Regions from separate parts of the Homo sapiens genome. Here all the other regions are linked to region 3. Evidence: chromatin loops called from intact Hi-C (ENCODE). Cell type or tissue: Calu3. All regions are shown on one strand. Links, peaks and the distances in the headings refer to the core of each region. The heading gives the core; the rest is flanking DNA.

Evidence for each region. Peaks named below come from ENCODE experiments on the same cell type or tissue, not always from the same donor. Only the 100,000 strongest peaks of a DNase experiment are listed, where the experiment ranks them.
Region 1: it touches region 3 in a loop (2.6-fold over the local background); 3 of 110 quality-filtered maps call a loop at or near these places.
Region 2: a loop joins it to region 3, with 2.6 times the contacts of the local background. A loop is called at or near these places in 3 of 110 quality-filtered maps.

What each region holds. Positions count from the first base shown.
Region 1 is chr2:137,657,616-137,663,070 of GRCh38, reverse strand. THSD7B (thrombospondin type 1 domain containing 7B) reads right to left here. Exons shown (of 28, transcript NM_001316349.2): 25 at 3,325-3,407. Among named protein-coding and RNA genes, the nearest start is that of HNMT, 300 kb to the left of the region's middle. In Calu3, for the core only: no CTCF peak of the experiment used is centred there; a DNase peak (open chromatin) is centred at 3,250.
Region 2 is chr2:137,845,391-137,850,845 of GRCh38, reverse strand. No RefSeq gene overlaps it. Among named protein-coding and RNA genes, the nearest start is that of HNMT, 120 kb to the left of the region's middle. In Calu3, for the core only: no CTCF peak of the experiment used is centred there; a DNase peak (open chromatin) is centred at 3,235.
Region 3 is chr2:137,170,964-137,176,418 of GRCh38, reverse strand. The region is part of intron 7 of THSD7B (thrombospondin type 1 domain containing 7B); the gene reads right to left. Among named protein-coding and RNA genes, the nearest start is that of THSD7B, 410 kb to the right of the region's middle. In Calu3, for the core only: a CTCF peak has its summit at 2,750; a DNase peak (open chromatin) is centred at 2,738.

The sequences.
Region 1 (5,455 bases), core at 257-5,256, 490 kb before region 3:
TTTTTTTAGATGGAGTTTCACTCTGTTGCTGATGCTGGAGTACAATGGCACAATCTCAGCTCATTGTAATCTCCGCCTCCCAGGTTCAAGCACTTCTCCTGTCTCAGCCTTCCGAGTAGCTGGGATTATAGGCACCCGCCATCACACCTGGCTAATTTTGTCTTTTTTTTGTTCTTTTAATAGAAACAGGGTTTCACCATGTTGGCCAGGCTGGTCTTAAACTCCTGACCTCAGGTAATCTTCCCACCTCGGCTTCCCAAAGTGCTGGGATTACAGGTGTGAGCCACCATGTCTGGCCATCTTTTCCTCTCTTATGGAGATGTTTATGGCATTTAATCAAATTATCTTCAACTCTTATCTCCATTTGTTTCAGATCCTTGCCTAGTTGCTCCAACCCACCCTTCTTACTGAGAAGCAAAGCAACAGGGATTATGTACATATCTTCTTTGAATTAAGTGTTCTTGCTATCACAGCCGCGAAATCCCTCCATCACCTTTTACCATTGACCACTAAATGTTAGAGTAGGTAGCTAAGAAGACATAAGCAGGGCAGGAGAAGGGTCCCCCACCAGGAATGTCAGGCAACCATCAGGTGATGGTTAGGCAGCTGTTAAACTGTCTCTCTAAAATAATAATTGGTTGCAGCGAGCACGAGGGAAAGGCAGTCTCCCAAAAGATAGAAAACACCTGGCCGGGCGCTGTGGCTCACGCCTGTAATCCCAGCACTTTGGGAGGCCAAGGCGGGTGGATCACAAGGTCAGGAGATCGAGACCATCCTGGCTAACGTGGTGAAACCTGTCTCTACCAAAAATACAAAAAAAAAAAAAAAGAAAAAAAAAAAATTAGCCGGGCGTCGTGGCGGGCATCTGTAGTCCTAGCTACTTGGGAGGCTGAGGCAGGAGAATGGCGTGAACCCAGGAGGCGGTGGTTGCAGTGAGCCAAGATCATGCCACTGCACTCCAGCCTGGGTGGACTGAGCAAGACTCCATCTCAAAAAAAAAAAAAAAAAGAAAAAAGAAAACACCTGAAGCTGGTGATCAGTAGCTTCCTAATAAAATCTCAGGAGCTGGGCAAATGGGCTCAACCGTGCTCACTAAGAGGCAAAATGGAGGAGTTTAACTGGTATATGATCTTCCTCTAGGAACACACAACTTGTAAGGGAAAAATGCCTAAAGTGAGCATGTGTACAACTTCAGTAAACACGCTGTGCATGCGGCCCCTCCCAAGTCCTGGCAGGCCACTGTGGATGGCCACTATGCATGTGGATGGCGCACCCTAAGGGAAGAATCGGGGGAGAGGGAAAACGACCTCTACCCCTGAAGCATGCCAACATATAAAACCCAAGTCAAAGGTCAAAGAGGGCACTTGGCCTTCTTCCAAGTGTACTTTACTTCCTTTCTTTCCTGCTCTGAAACTTTTTAATAAACTTTCACTCTTGTTCAAATACTTGCCTCAGTACAAGCATAAGTACATTCTGCCTTATGCCCCTCAGATGAATTATTTCCTCGGAGGAGGCAAGAGTCAAATTGCCGCAGACCTGTATGGATTCGCTGCTGCTGACATAACCATGTCAAACTACGTCTCTGCTTGTAGGCTTACTTCTGCACTCAAGGAGGGCAGCCTTACATGGGAGATAAAAGACTTCACCAAAGACGCATGCTCAAGAGAAATATACCTATGCCTATCTGAGTTACTCCTTCCTTGTAATAACTCGAGTGTCACCCCACATCACATCTCTAGTTGGCATTGTGACAATGGGTCTTTTATATTAGTCTGTAAATTTCTGGTCATTTTTAAGTACAATGAATGTCACCAAGAAGCAGATTATTATGAGACATGATGGATGAAGATTCCTATCTGTCTCTGGAAGTGAACTTGAAAATAACTGCTCTTCCTCCAGCAAGTATACAGACAATAGAGAAGAGTGGAAGAGAATAAGCATAAGATTATGAATCTCTATGACTTCGCTCTTATGGCTCCTTACCTAAAGCTATTTATCTAGCATTTTCTGAACAGACCTTAGCTTCACATAGCTACTCATGCCAATCCTCATCAACCAGTTAACTTTATTTAGGTCATCAATTATTGACTGAACACATGATTTTGAGGAGAAACAGATACTAAAAGTAAACAAAGCACCTCAATCTTCTACAAAAGAAAAAAAGTAAGAGCACATGTTATAGTTAACAGCCTATAGTTTAGTTCAGGTTGCATTCATATAATAATAACATAAATATGATATTTTCAGTTGGTTTTAATTGAAAGTATCACAAAATGATATCTTCATATCACAGTGGAGATATCTAAGCAAATTTGTATGTGCTTAGCTATTGAAGCCATATTCTCAAGATGCATCTCTATTTTTAGCATGAGATAAAACTTGTAACCAGTCAGTCATATGTTCAAGAGTTCAAGGAAAAAAGTATTTTCTGTTTAATTAAAGAGGACATCCAGAGAGTTGGTGAAAAGCTACAATTTCTACTTTTTAAACATCATTAACCCAAATGGAGTTGTTCCTGAACTTCCCCTCTTTTCCTTCTATTCCCCTCTGCAAGCTGACCCACTGTCTTTTCTGTGGTAAAGAATTAACCCATCTTGATTTGTAAGGCCAATAATAGGACTGAGTACTTGAATTATTTTTAATCAAATCACTTTTAGAATAGGCATACTATAAGAAAAAGCTTGTTTCTTTAAAAAATGTAGTATAGTTTTTAAGAATTATAGTGCACTGCACACCATGAGTGCCATTGATTAGAATACATTACATGTTTTACATTAATTCCTGAGTTGTGGTAGATGGGAGTTATAGGAGAAAAAGCACAAATAAATTTCTGCTTTGAAAAAAAAATACATGCATAACCGCCACCCCATACACATATTTTTTTCAACCATAGTCACATATTCAGTTTATTTAAAATAAACTAAAAATGTACTCACTCAACAGTAATCATAGTGTAATACAATTTGCATAATAACTTTAGCAAATATGAACATTTATAGTATCTTTCAAAATAGTTGAGGCGTATAAAAGGTTAAGAAGAGAAGACATAAGTCAACTGAGAATACTTACTGGTAAATAGAGCTAACATAAATTAGGTATTTGAAAGATAGATTTGGCTAAAGACAGATTTATAGAAAAACACTGTTAATACATGGTCCTGACGAGAAATTCTTTATAACTGGGATTACTCCTGCAAATGCCTCTAGATGGTATCATGGGCACGTGGAACTGCTGCTTGGGCTGCAGCCGGCAGGAGAACATCTGATTGCATGTGTAAAACACAGCAATTAATGCACTTATAGAAGACTCCAGCACATGACTCACCTGTGTACAGTAGGAGAAAGGTTTTCTGCAGGCTGGAATGCACTGCCGAATGGCAGCAGGACGGGCCTGAGGGGAGCAGCCTCCTGCAAAGGAAATTCCACCATCATTTGCAGATTTCTCTATTAGATATTTCTAATTTTTTGGTATTTTTTTTTAACCTGTGCCACCGGCCTCTTTGCAACAGTATTATTATTTTTGAAAAATCTATTTGCCAACATTGTGGTCCAAGCCTATTTTATTGATTACTCTAAAATGAATTGAGATGGGAGGCTCTTCTAACAGAGGCTATTTGCAGTAGAGTTTTTATACTGTTTATTGGCGATGTGATTCTATCATACGGCTATGCTTGAGCACAAAGTCTATGTGAGCCAGAATCTGTAGAAGAATTGATAAAATCTAAATTTAAACTCAGGAGCAGAAAACATATCTGCTGGAATACTCCTTCTACATATATACTGCTTCAGCTCCTGAGCACCCAGGTAGGCACTAGGCCGATTTCAACAACCCAGGAAATGCTAAAAGAATGCCATGAATGAATTCATGGGACCATGGTATCAAATATGTTGGTAGTATTTTTAAATGTAAGTCAACTGGAATACATGCACACAGAGTCACGTATAAACACATTCTTAAGAGCAAGCACCGAAGCTCTAGGAGAGACAATCAAACATCTGACACAGTACTTGTTCCTGCTCCGTACATATTTTTGAATAAATGGATGAGACAATGTATGTCTCTGTAACTGGAAAATCATTTACATACTAGTCTTACTTTGCTAAATTCAAGATAGTAAAAGAGACATGAGACAAAGCCTAGAGAAAATTTGACAAAGCACCATTTATATAGTACTGGTTGCATTGAAAGGTTCTAGCGTTTGGATAAGTACAATTGTCAACCCATTATAGTTTATAGTTTTGTAGCTAGCAAAAAGCTCTGGGCCTAAGGCAGAGTAGCGAACAGTCAGACCTACATTGTCCCTGGGAATGAAGCAGCTAAATTCTCACTGTGACTTGAAAAATAACACAAAGAATCCACACAGAAATTTTTAAAAAGCAAAATTCACAGTCCAGAATTAGCATCTAGGTGTGAAATTGATAATTTCGGTGTTAGTGGCAATAACCACACAGTCCTATTTCTACCAACTGTGTTGGTGCTGGCAGGGGGAGGGTTTCCGTTCTTTCAACCAGGGATCTCCACAGCAGGCGTACTTCAGTGGGAGGAGGGCTCTTGGGAATAGGAAAGAAAATCTTGGAATTTACATAGGTTATAGAACATATTTTTTAATTCTAAGAATTAAATTAAGCTTTAATAATATTTGTCAGATGATACTGATGACCTGAGCTTCTTCATCAGATGATTACATGTTATACACTGTGCCTGAGGAATTCCGTGCAGAGAATTGATAGCAAAGCTCCTACCAGTACGTTAACTCTCAGTGTATTGCAGAGTATGATGCCTTCTGTGTTCCTGACTAGGGAGACTTAGAGTATATTTAGTTTTAACAACTTACAAAAAAGATAAGTAGCTTAAAGTAAATTATTTTGTGGATAAACTTTAAATTAAAAAGAATACCAATAGTGCAAGAGCAAGTAAACAAGAAAAAGGAGGAGCTGACAATACTTCTATTCCTATAGGCATTTCAGCTCTTGCACAAGCTCTCTGTAAACGATAGTACTAAGTAAAAATAATGACAATTTAATTTGCTGACAAGAAAGCATTTAAAAATCTCAAAAATTGGCCGGGCGTGGTGGCTCACGCCTGTAATCCCAGCACTTTGGGAGGCCGAGGCGGGCAGATTATGAGGTCAAGAGATCGAGACCATCCTGGCCAACATGGTGAAACCCTGTCTGTACTAAACACAAAAATTAGCTGGGCGTGGTGGCGTGTGCCTGCAGTCCCAACTACTCAGGAAGCTGAGACAAGAGAATCACTCAAACCAGGGAGGCAGAGGTTGCAGTGAGCCAAAATTGTGTCACTGCACTTCAGCCTGCTAAATGGTATCTGCCATCATGAATGAGGGACCTCTTGCTCAGTCTATATTTAGATATTAAGTAATAATCATGACTCACAAAATATTCAAAAACTAAGCTGCTAGTACATGAATACAAATACCTGTAATTTACATCATAAA
Region 2 (5,455 bases), core at 143-5,142, 670 kb before region 3:
TTCCTTTTTACTGCAAAGTGATATTCTATTGCATAGATATACCACATGTTGTTTAACTATTCATCAGTCCGTGCATATTTGTACAGTTTCTGCTTTTTGGCTATTATGAATAATGCTGCTATAACCTATGTACAAGTTTCTGCGTGAATATATATCTTCACTTCTTTAGGATATATAGGAGTGAAATTGTTGGGTCATGTACTAACTCTAATGTTTAACATTTTGAGGAACTTTGCCAAGAATATTCAACAAAAAAATTGGCTGTAATTGTGTTGGTGACATTTTCTGTAGTATCGTGGAGTTTATAAGGCAAGGAAAGTTTTATGAAGATCATAAATATTTTCTCTACATGATTAATTGAGAGATACCATAATTTTGCTCAAAAGGTAAATTTACTATTCTAAAAATATTTATAGATATAAAGAAAAATCTAGAAAAAAATAAAATCTATGTTTTGGACCAATTTTATTCACAGTTATGGCCAGGTTGGATGATTATTACAAATATTTAGAGCTTAAGCTCCAAAGTGGTGTAGATCTTATAAATCATCACTTCAAATGTCTATATCTTACATTTAAAGAGATAAAATCATTATCTTCCAAATATGACAGAATTAGAGATTAATCTTGGGTTTTTATATTGTTGAAACCTCATATTTTATCATTAAGATCATGTATTTCATGTTGTGTGTGTGTTTTTGTTTTAGTAGGGGTTATCTGCTCAAAATTAATGTCTATCTCTCTAATAGAACAGAGAGGGTTTGGGGTACACATAGATTTTTTAAAAATAAAGCTAGACCTGTTTGGGGTGGATAAAATAACAGATATATTCAGTTTTTATGATGATAATGTGTAATGATCTTGATTTTATATGGAAATTTTAATTAATGCCCATGCGACAAATTATCTTCAATATAATAGAGTTTCTATATGCTATTTATCATGATAGCGCTTTAAAATTTTTAAATTTATTTTTTTTTAGCAATTTATGCTATAAGGGTATTACTGTATTCATGGTTTACATAGAAACCACAACTCAGAATGGTAATTGACTTATTTAAAATCAAATGGTAAACGGCTGTAATTTTAATGCTGATTTCCTAATTCCATACCTAGATTTTTGTAGCACCGCTGCAAAGTTTGGAGGATATAAGAAAATGTGCTTTGCAGATTAGTTGCCCATAATAGTGACTTCCAGTAAACTATGATGTCTTCATGAGGCTATTATTTAAAGTTTATTATACTTCTGCAGATTACCTAGCAAGAGCTTTGGTGAGTCCTGTAAGAGGTGATGCCTCTAAGAGATACCTGCTGGAATCATGGAATCCAGTCCAGGGCTTCTCAAGGGGCTTGTAGAGATAAGTTTCCTGTAATTGCAAACCTTATTTGAAGGGCTGTGAATTCTGCTAGATATGTAATTTGTGATAAAGAAAATGCTTCAAATTAAAACTATCCCCTTCATTTTTGTGTCACAGATATAGTCATTCAATGATGTTTTCTATAAAAGTACTGACAATTAATATTGCAATTTTCAAGCAAAAGCCCTTAAGCAACAAGCATTCATCCAAATACTTTTCTTTTCAATAAACACTATCAACAAAAGACATTAGAAGTAATGATTTCTAAGGGCCACAACAGTGGTTTTATAAATTAAATATCTTCAGGACTCTCTCTGAGAACAGTAATCAATATTTTATTTTATTATTTTAAGCCATTTTCTATTCTTTTAAATCTCAACTTTCTCTGGTTTTTCTCCCTCCTTCCCCTCCTTCCTTCCTTCCTTCCTCTTTTCCTTTTTCCTACCTTCCTTTCTTTCTTCCTATTTTATACTTATTTTTTCTTTTGCATTTATATGTTAATTTTCTTGTGTGCTTGTAGCTTCTTGGGTTTTTTTTTTTTGGCTCATATTTAAAAACAAGGCATTTGAAACTTGATGGGGACTTTGGTTTACATGAAGGAGGATTGATAATCAATAGGAATAACTAAAGAGAAGTAATCTCATTAGTGTCAGGGAAATTCTATATGATTGAAACTGAATATCCTTGATCCAGGATACAAATGCCCACAGTAGTTGAGCTAGTTCACCAAATAGTGTGTAGACTTATTGCTGTGTATGCTGATCTTAGGAAGAAGAGAAGATAGGCACTGTGGTCAAGCCGCCCCCTGGAAACATCTCATCCTTAATAACATTATTTTGGTAATTGCTGGACTCAAGGGATACAATTATAAAACTTGGACTTTGGTCTAAAATAAGCCCATACTGTTTTACCATTGTCGAGCCAAAACTTTTTATTACTGGAGACAAGTTTATTCTCTAGTTTTTACTATTTCCACTAGTGGTGCTACTGTTCTCCTTTTATCTCATGTTTAAACACTTGAAGTTGTTCTCGAATCCTCATCTCTCCTCTTGTATTCAATTTAGTAATTTATCTTACATCTTTTCCTCTTTTCCATTTGCCCTGGAGCCACCTTTTTCCTGGACTTCTATAATGTTATTTTAATAAATGAATCATGTTTGTCATGAGTATAACCATGCCTGAAGAAAGATTGTCCAAACACGCTGGTGCCAGGCAGAATGAGGTTCAAATCCTGGCTTTGCCCGTAAGTATCTACATTAAATAAGGAAATTACTTATCCTCTTTAAGTTATTATTTCTTTCGTAAAGTTGAGATACTCATAGTTCCTACCACATGGGGTTTGGAGGAATTTTAAATAAGAAAAGGAATGTAAAATGCTTCACACAGTACCTGCCACATAGTAGGTCTTAAATAGTAAAAAATGTTAACTATTACTATTTTTAAATTGTATTACCTGTCAATTTTTACATTATTACATTCAACCCAACATTCTTAACACATAAAATAAAAGCTATAGTTGTTTATATCAAGTGTGTCTCTTTTGCATAGCAAGAAGCCGCTTGTAGATTCTTAATGACAAATCCATGGCTACTAGCATTTTACTGTCTCTATTTTTCAAAATTTTTAAAAGACAAATTATAATTGTATATAGTTATGGGGTACAATGTGATCTTTTGATATATGTATGCAATGTACAATGATTAATTCAAGCTAAATTAACATATCCATCACCTCACATACTTACCATTTTTCATGAGAACATTTGAAATTTACTTTCTTAGTCTTGAAATATGCAGTAGGTTGTTATTCACTATATAGCTAACATGTTGTGCAATCAGTCTCAAAAACTTGTAACTCCAGTCTAACTGGAACTTGGTATAACACCTTTCCATTCCTTTTTCCCCACACCCAGCCTCTGATAATGACTATTTTACTTTGAGTTTGACTTTTTAATTTCAACATGTAAGTGAAATCATGTGGTATTTGGCTTTTTGTGCCTGGTTATTTTACTTAGCACAATATCCTCCAGGTTCATCTATGTTGTTGCAAATGATACGATTTTGCCCATTTTTTAAAGGCTGGATAATATTCCTGTGTGTGCATGTGTGTGTGTGTGTGTGTGTGTGTGTGTGTGTGAATACACTACATTTTATTTATCCATTCATCTATTGATTCCATATCTTGATGATTGAGAATAATGCTGCAATGAACGTGGGAATGTAGTTACCTCTTTGACATGCTGATTTCAGTTCCTTTGCATATATACCTAGATATAAGATTGCTGAGTCATATGGTAGTTCTATTGTTTCTCAAGAACTCACCTTAGTTTTCCTTAATAACGTTACTAACTCACATTCCACCAACACTGTGCAAGAGTTTCCCTTTTCTGCACATCCTCACCAACACTCACCTTTCATCTTTTTAATAATAGCTATACTGAAAGGAGTAAAGTGATATCTCATTGTGGTTTTAATTTGTGTTTTCCTAGTGACTAGCGATATTCTATATAAAAAATCTCTAAAGATTCTACCAAAGACTGTTAGTATTGATACATAAATTCAGGAAAGTTGCAGGGTGCAAAAATTAATATTTGATAATTGGTAGTATTTCTATACATTAACAATAAACTATCCAAAAAAGAAATCAAGAAAAAAAATCCTGTTAACAATAGCTATGAAAAAAAAAAGTACTTATAACTAAAATTAGCCAAGGACATAAAAGGTCTATAAACCTTTGATAAAACAAACTGAAAATAAATGAAAGGAAATTCTGTGTTCCTAGCTGGGAGTAATTAATATTGTTAAAATCTCCATACCACCCCCATAAAATCTATAGATTCAATTCAATCCCTATCAAAATTCCAAATCCTTTTCACAGAAATAGAAAAAAAATTCTAAAATTCATATGGAACTGCAAATTATCCTGAATAGCCAAGGTAATTTTGAGAACAAAGTTGGAGGCATCAAACCACCTGATTTTAAAATATGTTACAAAGTTATAGTAATTAAAACAGTGTGGTATTGGCATAAAAACAGACACCACAATAAAACAGGATAGAAAAACCCGAAATAAACCTACAGATTTACAAGCAATTGATTTTTGTCAAAGATGGCGAGAACACTCAATGGAAAAGTTCTGTCTCTTCAATTCAATAAGTCATGCTGGGAAAACTGGATATCCTCATGCAGAAGAATAAATTTGGGACTTTATCTTACACCACATACAGAAATAAACTCAAAATAGATAAAAGACCTAGACATAATAATGGAAACTGTAATACCACTAGAATAAAACATAAGGGAAAATCTCTACATCATTTGTCTGGGCAATGATATTTTAGATTTGATCCCAAAAGCTTAGCCAATAAAAGAAAAAATAAACAAATGGGATTGCTTCACTCTAAAAAGCTTCTGTACAGCAAAGGAAACAGTGTTAATAGAGTGAAAAGACAACCTACAGATTGAGAGAAAAAAATTTGCAAACCATACATCATATAAGGGATTCATATCCAAAATATGTAAGGAATTCAACTCAATAGCAAGAAAACAAGTAATTCGATTTTAAAAATGGGCAAAGGACCTGAATAAACTTTTCTTGAAAGAAGACATACAAATAGCCAACAAGTATATGAAAAAAATATTTCTTTCTATTTTCAACCACTGGTAATTCACACCCCTAAAAAGTATAGATTCCTATAATGCCTTTTTGCATATCAACCTCATAATGAGAAATCACATTTCTTCCAATTGACTGAATAATAAAGTCCAAATTCCTTAAATTATGTTGAAAGTCCTTTCCTATCTGGCATCTACCTACTCTTGATTCTCCATTGATGCCCTATTATTTCTGTATATGAATAAACTGTGTCAGCAAAATTCATCTTCTTATTGTCTGCAAGTTCACTGTTATATGTCCTGTCCCTATTCTTTTTCTGATGAAATAATATAAATTTCTCCTTGAATTCTAAATTCCAGCTTCAATCTCTATTTAAAGTATAAAAATCAGTGGCCCTTAGTTTCTACTTCACTGTTTTCTCCCACATTTATGACATACTATTTTGTATTTTTATTAATCTTTATTACAACATGACAAATCTTT
Region 3 (5,455 bases), core at 260-5,259:
GTGGGAGTCTTCCTACACAAATAAAAAATTGATAGCATAAGAAAAAATGATAGTTACTTTCTTAAAAAAGAAAAATCTGATTACTATTATCCTTTCTAAAATGCACATCTTAATAAACCGCATATTTATTTTAACCAAGTTGCCATTTCTCAAAACTTTTAGAAAATCCACATTTTAACTTTATTTTAGAGCCTACATATCCTCAGGTGGCTCGAATTTTATAGCATCTCTTTAAATAGGTTGATTCACTGAAGGAATATACTTATGTGAAAAAGAAATATCTGATGAATAATCTATTCTTCTTTCATCCTAAAATACAAGAAAATAAATATTATACTAAAATAGCATTTAGAATATCTTATAAGCAAAAGCAAAAACTTACAGAGCAGAAGTAAAGCAGCATTTGTTAACAACACGAGATACAACATAATCGAAGAGTTTAAAAATAAAGACAACACAAAAGGAGTTCTCTTTAGAATTCTGGTGAATCGCAAAATATTCCAAAAAATAATTTTTATTTGAATGGAGTCTGGAGTCTGACATTACTCTCACAGGTAAGCCAAAGAACATTTTTGAGATCTAAAAATAAAACAAACAAACAAAACAAAACTTTCAACTCCAATCACAGACGTAAAAACATTTAAAGAATATTTGATCCAACTTAGGTAAATGATTATTCTAACACATTTCCACCAGTTGAAGTCCTCCTTAAAAAGTACTTACAGTGTTAGAGCTTACAAGTACATGCCATTTTAGCCAAGATTAAAGGTAACATTCTTGGAGTGTTCACAGTTAATGATTTAAGGCAAAGACCCCTAGAAAAATATCCTTGAAATAAAAAGCAAAGCTACTTTAATGATGCAAAATCATTCCTAGTGCCGTGCAAATATATACACAGCTTGAGAAAAATATTTGCATGGAAAATGCATAGTGCAACTGTGAAAATAAAAAAACCTTGTATGCAAGGGAGTGTTTTTGGCAACACTGCAGAACTCTAACTCCATGCCTCTCAACATGTGAACTTTGTTCTTTGTGATCTATTACACTCTTCAGTAGTGTGGGCATTTGCCTTCTAGAAGTGCAGATTGTATGTTGCATTATCCCTGAATGAAGATGTTTGCTGAAACATGTAAACACTTTTTTTCAAGATAGCCTATTTGGCAAATTATGGGGCAAAAGTTATGGGTGAGTGCTCCAGGTCTGACTGCTACAGCAGGCAGACAGGTGTTTATCCAATGACCCCATGGAGTCTTCTGCCCACTTTGCATTGTGGGCACATGAAAGATGATACATAGTAGTCACTTGCCAGCCACTGGGAACACTGTCCACTGGCCTGGCATTATGAGGGTTTTTCCAACTTGCTTTTGAAGATGTCACTTGGTGGTAAACTTTGATCAATCACCAGTGACACCTGGCAATAACGAACCAGTTATATGTTTGAGAATTGATGTTTAAAATGCAGTGAGTAAATTTGATATTCTAAGGGAGAAATATGTTGGGCTTGCATTTTTGAATCTCACTCCATTTACATTTCAAGTGCTACTTTGAAATGAGGAAACATACTTGTCAATGAGACAAGAATAACCTATGCATATTCAACGCTCCGTAAATGTCTATTGACATTTGATAAGATATTGTGCAGAGGACAGAAATCAAAGCTATTCCATCAATCAGAGACTCGGAAATCAGATTCCAAATAAGAACACTCATTTATACAATCTATTAAGCAATTTACCTCTTGAAAATAAATATCACTGACTAACATAATGTTTGCTATAATTACAGGCTTGAGGGAGAAAGAGGAGCTTCAGTGGCACTGATAGTATTGCTAATAAATCAAAGTAGAAAATGGAACAAAGCAGAGATAGCTGTAGGAATTAGAGATGACTACTCAAATCTAAGATAACCCAAAGTAGACCACATTCTTAAACTAATCCACAAAGTTTAGGCACATCAGAAATTGCTATTTCCATATACTCCCTGGTTTCAATGTGACATAGATTATATATTTTTGAAGTTTGTAAGCTAATGGTCTAAACAAACTCCTGGGGAAGAGCAATATGTCTTCCTAGCAGCTAACAAGGACACCCAACAAGACACTGTCGAGAGCCCTACAGAATCTTGGTCAAGCTTATGTAGAAATCTCATGGTTCCACAATTTGAATGGGACATAGATACTTGGCAGGGATGTTGAATGTTCCTTTCTAAACACCTATATGCAGGATATCTAGAAGGAGATCATATGTAAAAGCCTAAAAATGGTAAACAAGCCAAGTTACCCTTACAAATTAAGGTAGGCCTCAAGTCTGAGTAGATCTAATGTAAGTGGTTTTTTAAAAAATCAAAAATAAAGTATTTCTTTTGGTCTCATCTGTTAAATTCAAAACAAATTCTGAAAGAAAGTGTCTATGAAGCAATTAATAAACCAAGAGTGATGGAGGAAAATATCAAATGTTACAAAGAAAAAAACAAAAGGAAATCAAAGGACACTGTATATCTCAAACCTGTCATTCTCCAGGCATTTAAATTAATGTCAACAGTTCTGTCAACTCCTGTAGTTATGGAAAAAACCTGATAATATGTAGGAGTCAAACAGGAGCACTTCTCTGCCAAACTTCTATCATCAATCACCCAGATTCACACTGAAGCTGAACCACAAAAAGTGTAACCAGACCACATTTTCAGTTTCACACAGAACAAAAGACAGCTTCAGCCACTAGGAGGCCAAGCATGTTCCCAGAACCACGACCATGGCCATTGCCCCACAAACGATGAGGGAGTCATTCAGGTATTTAAAAACCAAAAAGACTTCACGGAGCTGATATGAACAAATATTAATTCCCTCTTCTGCACACATAAGTTCAGTGTGTAGGTCAAAAGCTGAAAATTAGTCATTTCACAGGAATAAGCAAGAAAGCTCTAAAACTGCTGTAAAACAGTAAAGCTGATGATTGTAGAAGGCTCAGCATAAATTATGAAAGAAGTTCCTAGCCAAGTGGACAGAGATATCATGACAACCCTCCAATATCTGCTGTGAGATAACAAAGCATGAGAGTCATTTATCACTGGGTTCCAACCAAACCAATGATCTTTGTGTTTCCTTAGCTGGAGCTGGGGAGGAAGAATTAGTTATGGCTATTCGAATCCTCCTTATTATTTTCATGTTTTAAAAGAATGCTCTTCGACCAATTCTTCAGGACCGGGTAGAATAATAATTGTACTTTAAAATATACATAAAATAAGTTTATGGCTTTTTGGAATGGTTATATGCCATTCAAAAAATCATTGCCACTTCACTAATCATTGTTATATAACTAATTTAACTCTCACAGTCTTAAGAGTGAGAGGGAGGTTTTATTACCCCACTTGGCAGCTGAAAGAAAGGATGCTTCCTAGTTAAATAAATTTCCTGAGACAACCTAGCAGGTGAGTAGCAGAGTTGAAACTGCAACCTATCTAACTCTAGAGCTCATGTTTTAAACTTCCATACTTCACTTCTTACTCCAAACTCAACACAGAACACTTCTGTAACCACACAATTCTCCAACACCACCTGGGCATCCTGCAATTTAACTCAACTCTAACACTATCTATTTGGAGTTAGCATTAGATCCCACAGGTTATGGTCTCAGTCCTTCAAGACTGCCGCTCACTTCAGATGCCCGTCTCAAGTCCCAGACTGTCGCCTGTGCTTCTGACCCATGGTTATACATCGGGGTTCCCACAACTCCTTCCTCAGGTCCTATAATTTCCTAGGACATATTACAGAACTCAGGGAAACATTTTACATGTATTGGTTTATCATAAAGGATATTACAAAGAATATACATGAAAAGCCAGAAGAGATTCATGAGGAAAAGATGCACAGGGCAAGGTATGGGGGACAGAGTGCAGGGCTTCCATCCCCTTGCTGGGATCTGCCACCCTCTCAGCACTGCCACATTTCCAGCAGCCCAGAAGCTCTCTGTACCTCATAGTTCAGAGGTGTTTATGTAAGTAGGATCAATAATTAACCCAATCTCCAGCCCCTCTCTTGTTTCCAGTGGGTGAACTGAAATACCTAAGCTTCTAATCATGGTTTGGTCTTTCTGGTGATCATCTCCCATCCAGAAGCTCACCAAGCATTACTTCATTAGAATAAGGCAGGCCTTGCACTCAGGAAATTCCAAGGGATTTAAGAGCTGTGTCAGGAACCACGATTAAAGACCAACTATGAAAACAAAAGATTCTCCTAGCACCCCTGTATCTCAGGAAATAACCAGGGTTTTAGGAGCTCTGTGATAAGGAGCCAGGGACGAAGACCAAAAAATATACGTCTTATTAGAAAACACAATATCACACAAACAAAAGCAATACGAAAGTGATCTGTTACTAAATTGCACATATGTTACCACAATTCAAAAATTATATGTTAATATTCACAGGAGTTGCTATTAGTTTTAACTCTGCTGTAGCTAATACAATCTGTTATTGCCCTTTAATTAAATAATCACCTGGTTTCCACAGGGAACCAATTACATCACCTGACAAAATCTATATCTGTGTAATTATGGTAATGATTGAAAAGAAATGAAGAAAGGATGAAGAGAGGGAGGGAGGGAGAGAGAAAAAAAGGAATGAAAAGCTTTGCAATATATATCAACCCTGTGTGCTCTGAATCTATTTTGTGATTTACTTCTGTTCTATGGATTACTTAGCTGCATAAGTTCAAAACGCTTCATTCCACATATCATGAGCATTATAAGTGGGGCTTCTCATGGCAGAGCTGATTAATAAATATACACGATATTCTTCCAAGGTACTGAAATTTTTTTCAAGTTCAGGATCAAGGTTTTACATGTCACTTTTCTTATTTCCACATGACACATGTTTTCTGAATCACCTTTCATTTCAAATAACCTACCAGGTGCTTGCTGATTGAGGAAAGACATCATTGTTAATAGTTTTGTAAATCTTGACAACTTGTATTTAAAAACAGTTCTTTGGAAATGTTAGTATTGTGTCTATAGCTGATTCAACTCTAATGTCATATAAACAAAAAGCCACCTAGTTTTGTTTGGTTCTTTTTTTAACTTGCAGGATGTTTCAGTCCTGGATTCTTAACAAGATGACATTTGTTTATAATATATAAAGGCATGTTATACATTGGCTTTTACTTGTTTTATATTGATAAGTTGAACACTATCCAAGAGATTTGTTCTCTGTTTTTTTGACAAATTAAAAACTCTTAAGAAATCTCTAGGTTTGCTGTATTGCATTTAAGTACAATCAAATAGTGTTCTGTCATGGAGTATGTGGACCCATATTAAGTCACGGCACCTTACTTTGCAGCAATGTGTCACTCGATGTAAACATAAATATTCAAGGATAAGAAAGGCTGTGCTTCTCTTCCTCATGAGAATGATCTATTGAAGGGTGGTCATGTGTTATTTGGCTGATACTTAACATCCTAACA